Regions from separate parts of the Homo sapiens genome. Here all the other regions are linked to region 2. The links are chromatin contacts, found by Hi-C or POLR2A ChIA-PET in ENCODE. All regions are on one chromosome and are shown on one strand. The core of a region is the stretch at or near the end of the contact, and the rest is flanking DNA. Distances in the headings are between cores, read along the strand shown.

Region 1 (3,612 bases), core at 127-2,626, 540 kb after region 2:
TAGCCATTTTGATACAGAAGGTCAATATGGATTTTGGAGGGTGGGGTACTAGCACAACTGGCAACTTAGTAGGGAATTAGTAATCTGGCCAGGGCCACTGACAATTTAAAAAGAAGAAAACTACATGTGCAGCACTCCAGAAATGGCGAAACACCTTCATCTCCTAAGGACCATGCAAGTGCTGTTAAGATACCTACAGAAGAGTTTTTTAATGAAAAGATCCCCCCCACAAAAAAAAAAAAAAAAAGAGAGAGAGAGAAACCGTATCCAGTATGACAAATAGTTTCTGCCTGATTGGTGAGATTTGGGATGGGCCCCCACTTTGTTTCTCTTTCTGCATAAAAATTTCAACATTTTTACAAAATTTTCAAAAACTTCTCCTCAGTCTGTACATCTTTGTTAATCAGGAAAAAAAAAAAAACAGTAAAATCTAGGAGGGAAAAAGGCTTTCATGTGTAAAAAATAAAATAACCTTGGAAATAAAAATAAACACAATGCAATTCAGCACTTGGCCAGCATAACTGAACACCACTTTGATGTGCTGCTCCTGGGGCAGCCACCCCCAAATAAATAGCTTTAGACACAAAACAGAGGCACCAACGCCACAAGGCTGTCCGTCCTCCTTAATGCAGGCACCAACTGCACATACAGAGATGACACGTGGAAGCTGCTAGATAGAGCGAACCTGAGCTCCCTCAGGTAAAGATATGCAGTTATTATCTGTAAAATAAAAAAGCTTCTCTATCCATTAAAAAAAAAAAACTGATACTGCCAAGAAGTGCCAGAAGTAAAGGTGGTTTTTAAACATTACTCAATCAGCTGACCAATGTATAAATAAAAGCTACCCTCCATCTGCCCTGGAAAGCAGATTGCCAGCAATTTTTTTTTTTTTTTTTTTTTTGGTAATTTACAGCAATTTACATTTTCTTTGTTGCATAGAAGTGCTGCTTGTATAACCTGAGGGTTCACACACCCTCCAGCTCCTTTTCCTCCTCAGTGGCTTGCACAGGAAGCCCGAGGCTGGGAGGAAAGGGCCTCCCGCTCCACCTTTCCTCAGCACTGCGGTCAGTGGCCCAGCCGGACTCCCAACCCTGGCCGTGGTCTGCTGCTTGCAAAGGGACGGGTCAAGGAGAACAGCAGCCCAGCTACCAAGGCTGGACTGGAAACGTGCTAAAGTACAAGGCTGATGTGAAGCAGAGAAAAGAAAAAGAGAAACTGAATTTAACATAATGAACGCCTTAGCATTACAAGTCTAGGACTTCACAGCTGTACTTCACTCAAAACTAAAGACCTAGGCAGGAAACAAGTGGCAGACACTGTAAAAGAAGAGTCAACACAGTCTTAAACACAGGATATGCCCTGCCTAGAGCCACATCCTTATCTCCACGTGTGACAGGGGGAACTGTTTCATCCAGAACATCTGAGGAAAAAACGAAGCCAAGAAGGACTACATCAAATTTCACACATTCTGGGACAATCCCTTACACAATAATGTGAAGGTTTCACCTTTTTCACCCTTTCATCTAAGTCACCAATTTCCTCCCCTAGGAACTTGTTCATATAGAGTCCTCTAATGTGCCTAACAAAACAGAAACTCAAACAAGCACCTAAAGAATGTCCCAGAGAAGAAATGAGAATGTTTAGAATGGAAAGCCATTTGCTCCTCGAGGTTAAACAGGACACATAGTTCAACGCCCTACTTCAAAATCAATCCCAGGTGTAACCCAAGTTTTTCTAGGGTTTGTGTAATATATGAAAGTCTTTCAATTTAGGACTTGACTTCCTTAGGAACAATTTTTTTTCCTCCTAAAAAATCAAAATTGGGCTGGGTGCGGTAGCTCACACCTGTAATCCCAGCACTTTGGGAGGCCGAGGCGGGCAGATCACGAGGTCAGGAGATCGAGACCACGGTGAAACCCCATCTCTACTAAAAATACAAAAAATTAGCTGGGTGCGGTGGCAGGCGCCTGTAGTCCCAGCTACTCACAACGCTGAGGCAGGAGAATGGCGTGAACCCGGAAGGCAGAGCTTGCAGTGAGCCGAGATCGCGCCACTGCACTCCAGCCTGGGCGACAGAGTGAGACTCCGTTTCAAAAAAAAAAAAAAAAAAATCAAAATTAAAACAGTCAACATCCAAGTCCCACCCTGCTGAAAGCTAAACTCCAATCACCATGTTTTCTGAGGTGCCAAGCCAGGGTGATTAAAAGAAAGAACAACGAGGCTGGACATGGTGGCTCACACCTGTAATCCCAGCATTTTCGAAGCCTAAGTCAGGCAGATCGCTTTGAGCTCAGGAGTTTGAGACCAGCCTAGGCAACATGGTGAAAACCCATCTCTACAAAAAATACAAAAACTAGCCAGGTGTGATGGCACGTGCCTATAGCTACTTGGAGGCTAAGGCTGGAGAATTGATTGAGCCTGTGAAGTGGAAGCTACAGTGAACGGAGATTGTGCCACATTCCACCTCAGCCTGGGCAAGACAGTGAGACCCTGTTTCAATTGAAGAGAAAAAAAAAAAAAGAAGAAGAAGAAGAAAAGGATTGGTAAGGTTTGATAGAGGAAAGTGCCCCAGGCTGGCTGAGTGATATTTACATTGCTGATTCTGAGTGCAAAGCACTGGTTCAGGTCATTCAACAGTTACACCTTAGGTAACCCTCCCAGGAATCCCGAGGGTAGAAATTTTAACCCCATGGTATAGATGCAGAAATGAAAGCTAAGAGCACAGAAGCAGAATGTGGTGAACACAAGGCCTGGCCAACCCCATAACCATGCCCTTTCTACTCAGACCAAAGGCCTCTAGAGCCCAGGAGAAAAACCTGTTGCCAGCTATCTGCGTGACCTTGGGAAAGTACATCTTTCCAGGTGTTACTTTCTTACCTCTTAATTCAGAAGGAAAACAGGCTCAGTGAATCTGGAAGAAGGGAGTGAGCATGCATGCATAGCCAGTCCTGCCCTCTGTCCTCTTTTGAGGGCAACATTCTGCTGCACAGCTCTGGAGATGAGCCTCAGGAAGGCCACTTGCCCGCAGAGATAAGCCATGTTCTGCATAGCAGCTCTAACCCTGATCAGCATAAAGGTAAATTTTGGTCTCCAACAATTGAAGACTGGCTGAATTGAAGACCACCTTACTCCTGTCTTTCTTCTCAGCTGATTCCAGGACACAGGCAGGGAAAGAGGATGAAATTTGGTCCTCTTTGAACACTTGTAAAATGGGAAAATTTCTAAGACAGAACTTCTGTTCATTTAGAATAGGAGCTACGACCATCTTTCCCGCAAGGGACTTGTAATAGAAAGAAAATAGGCCGGGCGCAGTGGCTCACACCTGTAATCCCAGTACTTTGGGAGGCTGAGGCGGGAGAATCGCTTGAACCTGGGAGGCAGAGGCTACAGTAAGCCGAGATGGCGCCACTGCACTCCAGCCTGGGTGACAGAGCGAGACTCTGTCTCAAAAAGAAAGAAAGAAAGAAAATACACACACACATTCCAAGTAACCAAAACACTATTCCAGAAATTAATAAATGGAAACTGTTAACTAGGTACACTTACTTTCACAAAATAAATGTGTTCCCCTTGCAGCAAAGAAACCATATTTTTGAAAGTACAGATATTGTT
Region 2 (3,637 bases), core at 335-2,834:
GATGGTCGAATAGGCATGCCAATATGCAGAAGATCCAAAGAGGTAAAATGAGGGCAAAACGGACAAAAACTGCTAAGGTATCCAACAACTACAGGCAACAGGCATACTTCTAAGTGTAAGACAAGATCCACTGATGATATGCCACTCCCATTTTACTTGGCAGTAGTCTTTTACAGTAAAGTGATAAACAGTTCAGCTCTTAAGAGAAAATCTGTGTCAGATTTAATTATACGACAGTTAGGGAATACTCAGAATAAGAAAGCCTATTGTTTTAGACTAAAATAACCTTAAAATTACTATTTTTTTAAGTTGATAAAACCTATTGTTTAAGACTAAAATAACTTTAAAATTACTTTTTTTTAGTTGATAGTCATTCTCATGCTTTTATCATATAAAACATGACACAAAATTATCAGTATTATGATCGTTTACTTACTTGTATTTTTCCAAATGTTTCACCAAAGGGGTTTTCTACTATCAAGGAAGGAAAAAAAGACAAGTATTAGCATCACTTACGAATTAAAATCCCCCAAACAAACTCTCTGAAATGCCAGCATGTACTTTGCTAAAACTGGATATAAATATGTGAACCAAATGTAAACAAACTGGTGATAATAAAGGTTAGGGAAGTAATTTTTCAGACTTATACTTATCATTCTCACTTTGAATTAGTGGTTTTCCTCACAATCATTGAGATCAGGTGCTCTGGTATCACAGAAGCTGAGTTCAAGTCCCAGCTCCACCTCTACCACTTATTAGTAATGTCTCTTTGAACTAACATCTAATTAGCTACTCTAAATTGTAGTTTCTTCTTTAAAGGAGTATGGATAACAATGATACCTACCTTATACAGTTGTTGTCAGGATTAAATGAGATAAACAAGATAAAATGTTTGACACAGTGTCAAGCACTTAATATGTACTCAATACACACTATCCATTATTATTACTGCTAATGACTATATCATTTGTTTCTACCTTAATTTGATTTCTCTTCATAATATAGACTAAGAAGCAGTTAACTACTGAAAGAAATCTACAAGATGCTTTAAAACTGAATAATTCATTTAGAATTCTGACTTCTAATGATTTTTTAAAAATCCACCTTCCTAATCCTTGCCAACATCTGAAAAAGTGGCAAGAAAAAAAAATACAGATCAAAGTAACTAAGAATTAAGTCTCAGTATTAAGCAATTCCAAATTTACAATAAAATATTACATAATAAGGAAAGGATTTACCACTTTCCATCCAACCCCTATGCCCCTCCTTCATTCACCTCTAAATTAAGATACAAAAATGTTTACGGCTGAATATGTAGCACCTCTCAGGGTTTTTATTCAGAGTCTTCTCCTTATCATTTTGTTTATTTTGATATTACATACGAAAATATTCAAAGCTTTCAGATACCTGTAAACTTTTATATTTTATATAGACTATATATCTATATAATCCAGGCCACAACTAAGACTAACTAAGACTAACTGATCTTACAAAGTAGTTCACACTGACCAGGTTTCCTTTCTGAGATGCTTTTCTATTTTTATTTGAGAAAACAGGAAGTCCCATAGGAACCAGGAACTGCCTGATTCTAAGAAAGTTCATGTGAGACCAGCTTAACAAGGTACAATAAAAGAGCAAGGAAAAAAAAATGTATCCTGTTATCATCATAAGGGATTTTGCTAATGGATTTTTAAACGACATTTCTCTATACATCAAAAGGGTTTTAATGTTGGGAAAGAAAATGTTTTGAAAGATATTACAGAAAATCAAAAGTACTCAAAAGGGGAATAGGGAGAAGAAATAATATAGCTTCAAGATTAAATAAAATGTTAAGGATCAGAACACATGGACTAAAAAGATACCCTTTTTAATAATATTAATTTTTCAATATAAACATTGAACAGCTATATTTAGCTCAACGTACTACCAAAAAAATGCCTTGTCATTTGGCCAAACAAATGACAATAAATTAGCCAAACAATACAAAGTGTAAAAGGTGTTTTATTTGCTCTTTATAAGAACAATTCTTAAAAATATAAGTGTGCAGTTCCAAAAACAAGTTTTAATGTCTATGAAAAAAAGCTATGCTAGTATTGCTTTTTTGATTATACACAAAATTACTTTTTGTCAAGACTATCAAATGGAAAATCAGCTCTGTGAGTAGCTCCATAAAAGCATAACTGTAAATTATCAATGTTCACCACACTGCTCTACTGTGGGCTTCTCAAGACAGGGAGCGTGTGTTATACACATGTGCATGCCCAGAACCAAGCATAGTACTAGATATATAGTTAGTGCTTGAAAAATGCTTGTTGTGCTATCTCGGCACTCTTCTTTATTTCACTTTGTGTGTTAACACTGAAGCAAAAGTGTTCAATTTTGCAGGATGCTGGAGGAGGGTATGTTCTGAGCTACTAAAAAGGGAGAGGGATAGGGTAACAGAGAAAGCTGAAGAGGGGGAAAACAATTTTGCTGAAAATATTGCTCTACCCCTAGTATCCTTCTAGATTTCTGCCTCTTGCCTTGTAGTCTAAAATACCTGGAGTATAACATACCTAAAAAAGCCAAGAGTATACTTTCTGCCCAACAAAACTTCGTTAAAATTTTTTTCCCCAAATGCTCATGATAATTGCCACCTATTAAATGAACAGAGACCTATTAACAACAGCAGAAGTAAAACATATCCTTGGGGTTAAGTTTTTACAAGAAAACACCAACCAAAAACAGCAACTCTAACAAATTAAAAGCCCTCAAAGTTTTCAAAGTATCTTTATACATTTTTTCTTTCCCCAAATCATTTCAGTATTTCTAAAAACACACCAATATCTTCTATCACATCCAAATTACCTAGTCTTTAATGGAAACAACATATACTGTTACCCCTAGTGAAAATATATAACACCCTCTCCCAATTAGGTAACCGAAGAGAAGAAACCTTGTTTCAAAAGCATCCCACAGCAAAAATTTGCCACTTCATTCTTTATTCAGTCACTAGAAAACTAGGGAGGGACCTGAGAGTGAATTACAGCTCTTATCCCTTATCCTAGAGCAATGATAATACCAAGACGGTACTTCAAAATTTACTCTTCCATCCCCTAAAGGCAGAGCCTTGCAGCCATTTTTGATCTGTTGTCCTCCTTTAACCCTACACTCCCAACAGCCTCTCACTATTGCTTTTTTGGACATTTCTTCTTCAATACTTTAGTTCAGATTATTTCAAGCCTCAAATATACCAAGCTTTTCTTTGTAAAGGTCCTTAATATTTTGACTTCTTTTCCCTTTAAACTATTCTACTAACTGTAAAAATCAAATTCCTTAAATGTTTCATTAGAATCCTCAAAATTTTCCAATGGTTCCTAATCACACCTTGTTGCAAGGAACAAATTATCTTGTGATAATTTCTTATAAGACACACAATGCTTCTCCTCCAAATCCCTCCCTTCCTCTACCCCCACCAATTCCAAAAATGTTACTAGTTTTACTGATCTTTTCTCAAATGTAAACTGTTTTCCATTCTCTTACACAGAAATAAAGTTTATCATGTTATGAATTCTCAGATAAAAAGGAAAAACTTGCAAACACATCTATACGTTTATAAACTTCAAAGTATATGCTTTGCTAGTTTAAGAGTCCTAAG
Region 3 (4,089 bases), core at 245-2,744, 840 kb before region 2:
CAGCAGAAGATGCTGGCAGCAGATTTCGTTAGCTGAAGCAGTTTGGTGTTTGACTCAGCTTGCTGTGCGAAGCGCCCTGTAGACGCTGCTCCACTTATAGACCTTCTCAGGAGGTTTTCTCTTGACGGGTAGATCCCCAGGAGACTCCCAAATCACGCCATTTTGCCTCTCCTTTTGCCTGGAAAAGTCCTCATCCTCTTCTCACCTTGGGGACCTTCTGTTTTTTTCAGAGCCGCTCAAACATCACTTCCTCCATAAAGCCTTCCTTCGCCCGGTACACCTCCGTGCACCCCCATGTGCTAGCATGGCTGGTTTCCAGGCGCTGGTCATATATTGTAGGTGTGTCAACCAGCATTCGTCTCATTGTATTGCAATCAGAGGTTTCCATGTCATTCTTCCACTACACTACTGGGCAGGGCTAATGCTGGCTTCCTGTTTATATGTTCACCATACAGCATATAACTTGGCAGACGGGAAGCCCAAATTTAACATAAAATAATTGAATATAGATGGAAATTAAGAAGTCTTTATTTGCATCTTGATGATGTAATTGTTTTATAAGAAAGCTTAAGTACATGGTCTTTTAGGAAATTCTAAACCTGAATACTGATGGAGAGATTAAAAAATTAATTTTAAAGTGAAAAGTACTAATTATAGTGGCATTATTATTAGGTGCTTCTTGAAGAAAAATTCTGAATTCCAAAAGTTAAAGAAATATGGGGTTAAGCAAAATTAAAAATAACATATTTGAACTCTAGATTTTACCAGAGCCTGGTAGATATGTGTATTTTATTTTCTTACCTAAATCCTAAATTCTTCTAGGGGAAGGAGATTTTTACTTCTATTTTCCAACAAGTAGGCACAGTGCTTGATACACAGTTAATGTTCAGTAAATGTCTACTTGACATCACACACACACACACACACACACACACACACACACACACTTCACCACACATCTTGAGAATCATCAGGAAGCCTAGCATTATTTTTGGCTAGGGTACGCATAAAAAGACATCAGCTTTTCATTGAATACCAATATATAGTTAATTCATGAGTAAGAGAAGTGTCATGGTCTGTGAATGGTTTGGGGTCTGTGCTCTCAAATTCCTGGAAGCCCAATGACTACAATTAGAGAAACACAACCTCAAGGGTGTTTTTCCAATATGGATCTTACATTTGCTGTTATGTTTACATTTTTAGAAATGCTGTAGCTGTGACTGTTCTCAAAAACTAATGCCATGTGAATTTGCCTCTAGTTTCATGAATGATTTCAGATGTGAGAACTTCTCCAGAAAACCTGCTTTCTCTATCTGGGTGAGCAAAAGAGAGAGAAAATACAAGAATTTCTCTTGTGTAGTACTGACTTCCTCTGTGGCCCCAGAGAAGCCATTTGAACTTTCTTCTTTGGTTCCTCCAGCTGTAAAATGGAACTAATAATGACTAATAATGTATTTCACAAGGTAACAGTGAGGATTAGTCAGTGTTTCAAGGCAGTAGGCCCCAAGTATGAAATATTTGTATAATGTCAAACTCTGACCAATGTTTTTCTATTAGATTGGGTTTTGAAATCCCCTAACTTCATTTAAACAGCCAAGTCAAATGACTTGCAAGCAAGGTGCCATATTTCTCTGTTAATAATTCCATTTTTCTGACAGAGAAGTTTCTGGAAAACAATAGCATTTGGCATTAAGATAAACAATGTAAATTGTTATCCCAGCTATACTGCAACTGTAGGCAGACCCCACAATTTCTTTGCTTCTCTTTTTCCTTTCAGGTCTGAAGCAAAGTATCTGTGCCTGACTCTTACAGGATTGTGAAAAGTAAAGAGGTTAACATATGGCCAATGCTTTAAACTCTGTGGTGAAGATGCCAGAGAGTAATATTCTACAGATGGGAAAACTGAGTCCCCGAGAAGCAAACAGGCTTGACTTAAATCATGTGACAAGTGAGTATCAGGAAAAACATTCAATACTCTGGATTATAACCAGTTATTTTGGCCTTATGGCTTCCTAAAGAAACAATACCTATAGAGGCAGAGTTTTCCCTTCCCACTTTCACGAGAGTTGGCTTTCTTTCACCTGTTGAGATAGCTTTTGCTTCCTTCTAAACTGGCGCACCTTTTTTTTTTTTTTTTTTTTTTCTGAGTTTTCTCTCAGCAAAGAAGAGGAGGTGGCTAGAACTTGTTGCCAAGGAAAAGAGCCTGATTAGAGTGTCCAATTGAAGAGTTCTTATTGGCTGCCAAGAACACTGTTATATGGCTTGTAGAAATAAATCAAAGTCTCGAGAGGAGGCCAGAAAGTCAAAGAAATGCTGTTAAATCTTGAGTCCTGTATGATGCTGAAGAAATAAAGGGAAAATATAGGGTGTAAATTGAGTTGTAATTCCAACCAAGTCAAGGCAGTCAGTTGTGATGGCCAAACAACAGATGCATGAAGGCTTTAAAGGACAAAAAATGTTAGACTCTGGCTGCTACCCAAACACCCTTGCCGCTGAAATCAAAGAGTCCAATATTCTTGCAGAGACAAAATCTTAAAGACAAAGCAGCAGACACTCCTGGCTAAAAGGGTTTGCAATGGATATATTGCCAGTAATCTTAAACCCACTCAGCAGAGACTGAGTAGGCTTGGGAAGCAAACAGGTTTTGTAGAATGACGAATTTTGTATAATGCCTAACATATTATTGGCACTCAATGGCCTCATTATTATTCCTTCAAGTATTAGTTATGTAGCACAACAGTATATGAACACAGGACTCCCTGGGTGGGGAAGAAAAGAAACTGGCACGATTTCTTCAAGTTTCCCCTGCTGGTTCCACCTCTGGGGGTCTGGGCTGAAAGGACAGAGAAAGTCAAAAAATAATATCTGACATCTTTTTATTGCTTACTATACCCCAGGCCCTGTGCTAAATTTATATGCATTATCTCTTTTTTGTTGTTTTGTTTTGTTTTGAGACAGTGTTTCACTCTGCCACCCAGACTGGAGCGCAGTGGCATGATCTTGGGTTACTGCAACCTCCACCTCCTGGATTCAAGTGATTCTCCTGCCTCAGCCTCCCGAGTAGCTGGGATTATAGGTGTGAGCCACCACACCCGGCCTATATGCATTATCTCATTTAACCAACATAATAATTCTATGAGGCTTATAAGCTATATTTTTTAAGATGAGAAAATGGGCTTAGATAACTTGAAAGATAGCGTAGTCACTAGGAGCTTGTGCTCTGTGGCCAGACTTTGTGTGTTTGAATCCCAGGTCCTCCAGTTCTGAGCTGTATGACATTGCGCAAGTGACTTAATTGCTGTCTCATGTATAAAGTGGTGTGAAAATAAGTACTTATCATCATTGTGATAATTAACTAAATTAATAGACTCAAAGCCTTGAGAAGAGTGCCCAGCACACAGTAAGCACTTGATAAATTACTTGGTGAATACCCATCAAGATTATAAACACAATTAAAAACAGTGTAGTGGCAGACCTGGGCCTAGAACTCAGGTCTCTCTGAAGCCGGCGACTTTTCCCTCACCCTTTCACTCTACTGCCTATAGAAGGAAAAGAGAGAGGATGTGGCCGGGAAAGGCAGAAGCAATGTTCTGAAGCGATTTCTAGCTGCTCAGCAATAGGAGAGCACCAGAAAGGGAATTTCTTCCACATTCCACCCCTGGCCCATTCTCACCCTCACTGATTGTATTTATTTTATTTTGATTATTTCCAATTGCTATCACGGAAAGCCAAAAATAAGAGTAGCACAACAGTACATCCTTACTTTTGTGCTGTCTTGGTAATGCTGTCCGTTAGTGGTATATCCTCCCTACCAATTCTTGCCTGTCCTTTGCATCCAATGCTTCTCTTGTCAAAAAGAGAAAAGAAAGATGGTTTTCCTGATGTTTCTCATGAGCAAATAGCTTCAGAGGGAAATATCATCAATTCTATTCAGGGTTTTAAAGGCATGGGCATTTAAATGTTGAAAGGGCACTGTCTAATGCAATTTTCTTGACATAACCCTTTGGACTTGGCTTCAGTTTTGATGAAACCCACAGGAAAGCTCTCATCAGCGGCTTGGACAGACAGCTCTTCTCTCACAGCCCTGCC

What was found. Hi-C counts contacts between places; a loop is a spot of excess contacts on that map. ChIA-PET counts read pairs that join two places held with the same protein, here RNA polymerase II (POLR2A). Pooled maps may share reads with other maps.
Region 1: a pooled map shows a loop between it and region 2 (4-fold over the local background). The contact joins two enhancer-like sites. A Hi-C loop is called at or near these places in 1 of 37 single-sample maps with no recorded cell type and 2 of 50 pooled maps. POLR2A ChIA-PET finds 5 or more read pairs at or near these places in 1 of 52 experiments (common myeloid progenitor, CD34-positive).
Region 3: a loop to region 2 is called in a pooled map, with 2.5 times the contacts of the local background. The contact joins two enhancer-like sites. A Hi-C loop is called at or near these places in 1 of 37 single-sample maps with no recorded cell type and 1 of 50 pooled maps. POLR2A ChIA-PET finds 5 or more read pairs at or near these places in 2 of 52 experiments (PC-3 and T-cell).

The regions. Positions count from the first base shown.
Region 1 is chr12:64,667,180-64,670,791 of GRCh38, reverse strand. All of the region lies in intron 1 of RASSF3 (Ras association domain family member 3), which reads right to left. Among named protein-coding and RNA genes, the nearest start is that of MIR548Z, 46 kb to the right of the region's middle. RefSeq lists enhancers at 1,042-1,101, 1,322-1,481. Within about 2 kb of position 1,376, at least 30 of the 41 ENCODE cell types and tissues checked have a DNase peak (open chromatin) inside an H3K27ac peak, as active enhancers do.
Region 2 is chr12:65,207,763-65,211,399 of GRCh38, reverse strand. LEMD3 (LEM domain containing 3) reads right to left here. Exons shown (of 13, transcript NM_014319.5): 2 at 437-474. Among named protein-coding and RNA genes, the nearest start is that of LEMD3, 40 kb to the right of the region's middle. Within about 2 kb of position 1,584, at least 2 of the 41 ENCODE cell types and tissues checked have a DNase peak (open chromatin) inside an H3K27ac peak, as active enhancers do.
Region 3 is chr12:66,044,901-66,048,989 of GRCh38, reverse strand. No RefSeq gene overlaps it. Among named protein-coding and RNA genes, the nearest start is that of LINC02425, 16 kb to the right of the region's middle. Within about 2 kb of position 1,494, at least 2 of the 41 ENCODE cell types and tissues checked have a DNase peak (open chromatin) inside an H3K27ac peak, as active enhancers do.